Regions from separate parts of the Homo sapiens genome. Here region 1 is linked to region 2. Evidence: chromatin loops called from intact Hi-C (ENCODE). Cell type or tissue: heart right ventricle. All regions are shown on one strand. Links, peaks and the distances in the headings refer to the core of each region. The heading gives the core; the rest is flanking DNA.

The links. Peaks named below come from ENCODE experiments on the same cell type or tissue, not always from the same donor. Only the 100,000 strongest peaks of a DNase experiment are listed, where the experiment ranks them.
Region 1: it touches region 2 in a loop (23-fold over the local background); 2 of 110 quality-filtered maps call a loop at or near these places.

What each region holds. Positions count from the first base shown.
Region 1 is chr22:44,266,281-44,269,183 of GRCh38, reverse strand. All of the region lies in intron 4 of SHISAL1 (shisa like 1), which reads left to right. Among named protein-coding and RNA genes, the nearest start is that of SHISAL1, 45 kb to the left of the region's middle. In heart right ventricle, for the core only: no CTCF peak of the experiment used is centred there; no DNase peak of the experiment used is centred there.
Region 2 is chr22:44,170,824-44,173,726 of GRCh38, reverse strand. PARVB (parvin beta) reads right to left here. Exons shown (of 13, transcript NM_013327.5): 13 at 788-2,903. It also overlaps a transcript of PARVG not described here. Among named protein-coding and RNA genes, the nearest start is that of PARVG, 8.6 kb to the left of the region's middle. RefSeq lists enhancers at 1,055-1,104, 1,115-1,294. In heart right ventricle, for the core only: no CTCF peak of the experiment used is centred there; DNase peaks (open chromatin) are centred at 839 and 1,176; H3K27ac peaks cover 408 bases.

The DNA.
Region 1 (2,903 bases), core at 245-2,744, 95 kb before region 2:
GTATGTGATATTGTGTGGATCTGTGTGGCATGGTATGTGTGTTTATGTGTATTGTGGGTGTCTGTGTGGCATGCTGTGCGTGTGTGTATTGTGGATGTTTACTGTCCCGGGCAGTAGAAAGGACGTCGGGGAAGCAGCCCCAGCATCAGGGACAGGCCAGGAGTGCAGAATGCATGGAAGCTGGTCAGGTCGGAGCCCGGGATGAAGGAAGCACAGAGATGCAAGGGTGCCAGGGCCCATGGAACCAAGAGCCGATGATCAAGGCCACAGTGCACACAGCCCTGGAGGCAAAGGACATATTCATTTCACAAGGATTAAAAAGCATGGGCCAAGGCTGGGCCCCAGGCCAGGACTGGGGATACAGAGTGGATCAGTCCCCATCCCTGCCCCCAGGTGCTTACCCACACCCATTCACCTCACAGGTTTCCCCACCCCAGCCCCTTGGCGAGCTCCTCCTCATTCCTCAAAACGTCGCTGAGGTCACGCTCCTTCCCGAGGCCTCTCCCCATCCTCTAAAACACCCTCTCCCTGCTGCCCACTTGCAGCACAGTCAGAGAGCTCCGTGGCCTGTTTCCACTGGACTGAGTCTTCTGGGGGGTGCTGGTGCAGAGCAGAACCCTGGGCTGGGAGTCCCGGCACCTCGTTCCACTCCCTCACCCACAGCCTCGCTGTTTAACCTCAGGCAGGCCGTGTCCCTCCTCAGCCTCACTTTCCCCTTGTGTAAAATGAGGGAAGGGACTGCGCCTTCTAAGTCATCTTTCAGCTTAAAACCTCTTTGACCTTCTATCTGGCTAATGGAGGTGCTGACCAGGGGCAAGAAGGGATTTGAAAAACGCTTTGAAAAATTCATAGCAGGAGGCAAAGGAGAAAGAGTCTTTATTTTCGTAGAGCGGGAGGCAGGAGGAGTTATGGACAGAGGCTGTCGATGAAAAGGACAGCATCTCAGAGCACTTTGTGGCATTTAATGTCTAATGCCTCCTCCCATTAAAGCAGTGGCATCAAATATTTACCAAAGCAGCATTAAAAATTAACCTTTACCATGGGGATGTATAAAGGCCCTAAGTTCCCTGAGAAGTGACCGAACATCAGGAGGGTAAAGTGACAGGAAGGAAGGCTACAAGCGGGTTGTGAATAATGGAAGCCCCCAAAGGTCCCCCAACACAGCTCCCTGTTGACCCCACTCCCAAAGCCAGGGCAGCCTCCGGCCGTGTCTCTGCAGAGGCTCCCAGCCCTTCGGAGACTCCCAGAGGGCCTGCAGGATAAGGACAGGCCCTCAGCTGGGCATCCACAGCCTTCCATGGCCTGGCCCTGCCTCTCTGGGCAGCTGGGATCTGTAGGATGGAAAGGAATGAGTCTGTCGGAGTTGGAAGAGACCAGGGGAGGAAGTGGGGAGTGGTCCGGGCACTGGAAATAGCACGTGCAGAGGCACTGAGGCAGAGACAGCTGCACATCAATCCATCAGAAGAGCAGCCAGGTGGCATGAGTGTGGGGGAGGAAGGAAGCGCAGGAGGGGACAGGTGGGAGATGCAGGTAGGTCTGACTGTGCAGGGCCATGGTAAGATGTGGGCTTCTCGGTCCAGGGACAGGGGTGCCCTCGAGGAGAGTGACAGGACGCATTTGCCTTTGGGAAGGCAGCTGGGGGTCTACCAGAGAGGCTGCCGCTCTCCCACGAGCTGCAGCCATGTCTGTGGCTTGGCTGAGGGTGGTGGTGGGGAGGGGCCGGCACCAGGGAGTGGAGTCCGTGAGATTGGCCAGGGCCTGGGGTGGGGGCTGAGAAGGAGGTGGGGGTCCAAGGAGGATGTCTGGGAACCTGGGCTGAGTAGCCTGGGAGATTTTCCAAGATGGGGACCTTGGGGCGGCTGTGGCTTTGGTCTCAGCAGCATGGAGTGTTTTGAGTTTGAGATGCCCCGAGAGACCACTGCAATGGGCCTGGGGAGGAGGCGCTCCCACCTGTGGCAGGAAGAACTCCAGGGCAAATGGGGTCTGGAAGCCGCGAGAGGATCAGGACAGCTGAGGGGCATGGGACCTGGCCTCGGATGTGGGCTGCGTGCCCTGCCCTCTGCCTGTCGCTCCTGCGATGTCCCCTGCCTGCAGTGCCCACGTCCCCATCCCAGGTGCAATCCGTGGGCTCCAACAACATACCAGGCACCGTCCTGTCTGCCAGAAGCCGCTGGGCATAGCTGGCACCAAATAGCTTTGTCATCCCCACCCCACTGCCTGCCTTTTACATAGCTGGGATGCCCGCCAGCTTCTTTCTGAAGCAAAGAAAGGTTCCATGTTTCATTATTTAGATTATGTGGCGCCCTATAAAGCACAAAATAATTCTCATCGCCCTCAAGCAGGATCTTCATTTTGGTTTTTCCTGGAGACCAGGGGAGCTGACGGGCGTGGAGCTGAGTGGGGTATGAGGGAGTTTGCAGAGCACGGCCATTTCCCCTGTGCACCACCTCGCCAGTGGCGTTTTTCTTGCCATTTTGTCAGAAACTCAGGCTCAGAGAGGCCACAGCATGTGTCCAAAGTCAAACAGCCAGGGAGAGGCTCTCCCAGAGCACCTACAATGTGCCCTGGCCCCCCAACACACACACCAGAGCCTCCAACACACACATACACACCAGAGCCCTCCAACACACACACACACACACACACACACACACATACCCCAAAGCCCCCAACACACACATACACCAGAGCCCCCAACAGACACACACACAGCCCAACACACACACAGCCCCACACACACAACCCCCCAACACACACACAGCCCCCCAACAAACAACAAGCCCTCCGACAAACACACACAAACACACCCCACTGCCTCGTCCACTCCCCATCCCCATCCATCTAGGTGGCCCATCAAGATATTTTGCTGAAGACAAAATAAAAATTCCCTTAAGCATCTCCGC
Region 2 (2,903 bases), core at 167-2,666:
ACAATGGCTGACTTTGAAAGAAGGAGGTTGAATTTGTCCCTCAGAACCCTCAGCTGGAAGGTGTGGATTACTTCGCTCCCCGCAGTCACGGTCACACAGTGACAAACCTGGACACAAACCCAGGCACTTCTCCAAAGCCCAGATTCCTTCCATCCACAGTTTATAATTTTTAGCTTATTTTTTTTTAATAGCGTGGTTGCCTTTCTCTCCAGGCTACCCATCCTGGACTAGTCACAATTTTATCATCATTTCGTAAAATTCGACGCACCTGAAACCTGCTATGACCTGTGCCAAGGAGAGTTTATGGCAGGGCCAGCACGGAGGGCAGGCCACCATCTCCGCCACACAGGGGTTCCTTGCCTTTCAGAGTCAACAGCGGTCACTTACTGGTCAGCATGCAAGGCCCAGTGACGTCACATCATGAAAAGTAAGGAGACCACCTCCATGTGTCATGCAGCCTGTGCTCCTGGCCGCTAGCTTTGTGCACGTATGGTCTGGACCCAGGCAGAGGGGCAGATGAGCCTTTATTACTCACCTGCAGCTGTGACTCTGCTGCCCTCTTCTCCTTGTGGTCCCAGCAGAAGTTTGGGGTTCCCAAAGTCCCATCCCCCACAAAGGGCTGTGAACCAGCTCTTCCCCCAGCTCCTGTCCAATTGGAAGGTCCCGGGAAGCAGCGCTGGGTGGAGTCACAACGCCCTGGCACCTGTTCCTTCGCTGGCACCATCCATGACTGCTAAATGCATGAAAGATTAAAACAGCAGCCAAACAAAGACGGTGGACAGGCCCATGCTCACGAGGTCTTTATTGGAATAAATAACAGCATACTGTGACGCCACGTGGCATTGTCCTAACCGCATCCCTGGCGGAAGAAGTGTTTGCCCGGTGTTGCAGTGAGCTCCTGAAAAGCGCTTGCTTCCTGCACTCAGCCAGGTGGGCCTGACAAACAGCATGGCCAGGGTTTTCGTGGCTTTTATATAACATCCAGAAATCCAAAGTAAACATTGCTTAAAACAATTAAGAAGACAGTAAAATACTGGCACACAAAACAGGGGGAAAGGATTCAGTTGCTTTAAAATAAAATTGCTCTTTGTCACCAAGACAATTAGGACACCACGGCCCAGCGGGACTCTGGGCTCGGTGCTTGCATAACACTGTGTGGGCGTCAAAGGGGAACTGAAGCTGCGGGAGGCTCCCCTAGCTGGTGTGGGTTGAGAGACACGTCACATGGAGAAGGAGAATCAGCAAATACCTTCCTGCCCTTGTCCGAGCGTCCACTTGGGCCTTGCAGGCCTGAGACCCCTTTGTGCTGGGACGTTTGTCCCCATGGGTGGACATACTTGGCCTTGCTTTCACTCAGTTCCTATGGACCAGGGTTCCTCTTCAAAGAACCATTCACTGAAAACGTGGTGCCGGGAGGAGGAAGGGTCCCAGAATTTCTCTGAACTAAGAACCAAGAGCAGCAGCAGACGGGGCATCTCACACCCAAGCCTCATGTCCCAGCAGCCATTCATCCCAAGCCTATAGGAATCGAGTTCACCCTGAATTCTGCCTTGGAACTGGCCCCTTGCTGCATCTGTCCAGGCCATGCTATGAATTCAGACTCAAACTGATGGTGAATGGAGAAAAATGAGGAGTCGAGCCTAATGGGGCCCTTCCCAGGTATGCAAAAGGCACACCTACACCTTTGAACCAATTGGAAAAGAATGTGGACAAAAGATCACATCCAAGCCGGGTGCGGTGGTGTGCACCTGCCGTTCCAGGGACTCAGGATACAGAAGTGGGTGGATCACTTGAGCCCAGGAGTTCAAGGCTGTAGTCTGTAGTCTGCTATGTGTGTGTCTGTGAATGACCACTGCACTCCAGCCTGGGCAACGCAGTGAGAACTTATCTCAAAAAAAAAAAAAAAAAAAATCACATCCTTTGCTGGAAACATCGCCTTTAAGGGTCCCTGTTGTGAAACACAAGTGCCCATGTAGCTTCCCCACAGATCTTATGATTCCTTTTACTGTTCGACTTGAAACCCACAAGAGTGTGACGTGGGCATGAGGATAGGCATGGGTTTACTGGTTTACTAGATGGGGGCCGCCAGGACCTCCCTGAGAAGCTGAAGCCCCCTCCCACAGTAACCGTCCTCTCCCCTCTGATGACACAGAATGGGCCAGGGCTGCTCATTTTGGCTGAAAATCACAGCTCTGTTCTTTTCTTTTTCTTTTTTCTTTCTTTTTTTTTTTTGAGACAGAGTCTCACTCTGTTGCTCAGGCTGGAGTGCAGTGGCATGATCTCAGCTCACTGCAACTTCCACCTCCTGGGTTCATGCAATTCTCCTGCCTCAGCCTCCCGAATAGCTGGGATTACAGGCATACATACCATGCATGGCTAATTTTTGTATTTTTAGTAGACATGGGGTTTCACCATGTTGGCCAGGCTGGTCTCGAACTTCTGACCCCAAGTGATCCACCTGCCTCAGCCTCCCAAAGTGCTGGGATTACAGGCGTGAGCCACCGCACCTGGCCAAGCTCTGTTCTTTTCAAATCCCAATCCCTGGGAAGGCACAGTGCCCTCTCCAGGTCCACCTGTGAGCAGGGCAAGGCTGGGCCACTCCACCAGCTCCAGGGGGCCGCGGTCCTGTACATGCCATGCAGGCAGCACAGAACGTTCCAGCCCCAGGCTTTTTGTCAGTGTGGCTTTTGAATGTCACTGCATCCCGCAAGAGACACCGTAATGCTGTTTTAATTATTTCTTTCCCCTGCTGGGAAATCACCTCCATCAAAATGGCTATTCTGAACCCATCCCCAGCCTAGCAACAGCCGGAACTGAGAGGGAATATTAAACTGTTTTCTAAAACTTCGGTGTTGGCATTCGATTTCATATCAAAACTTACTCCAAAGCTCTGATCTGCGGCA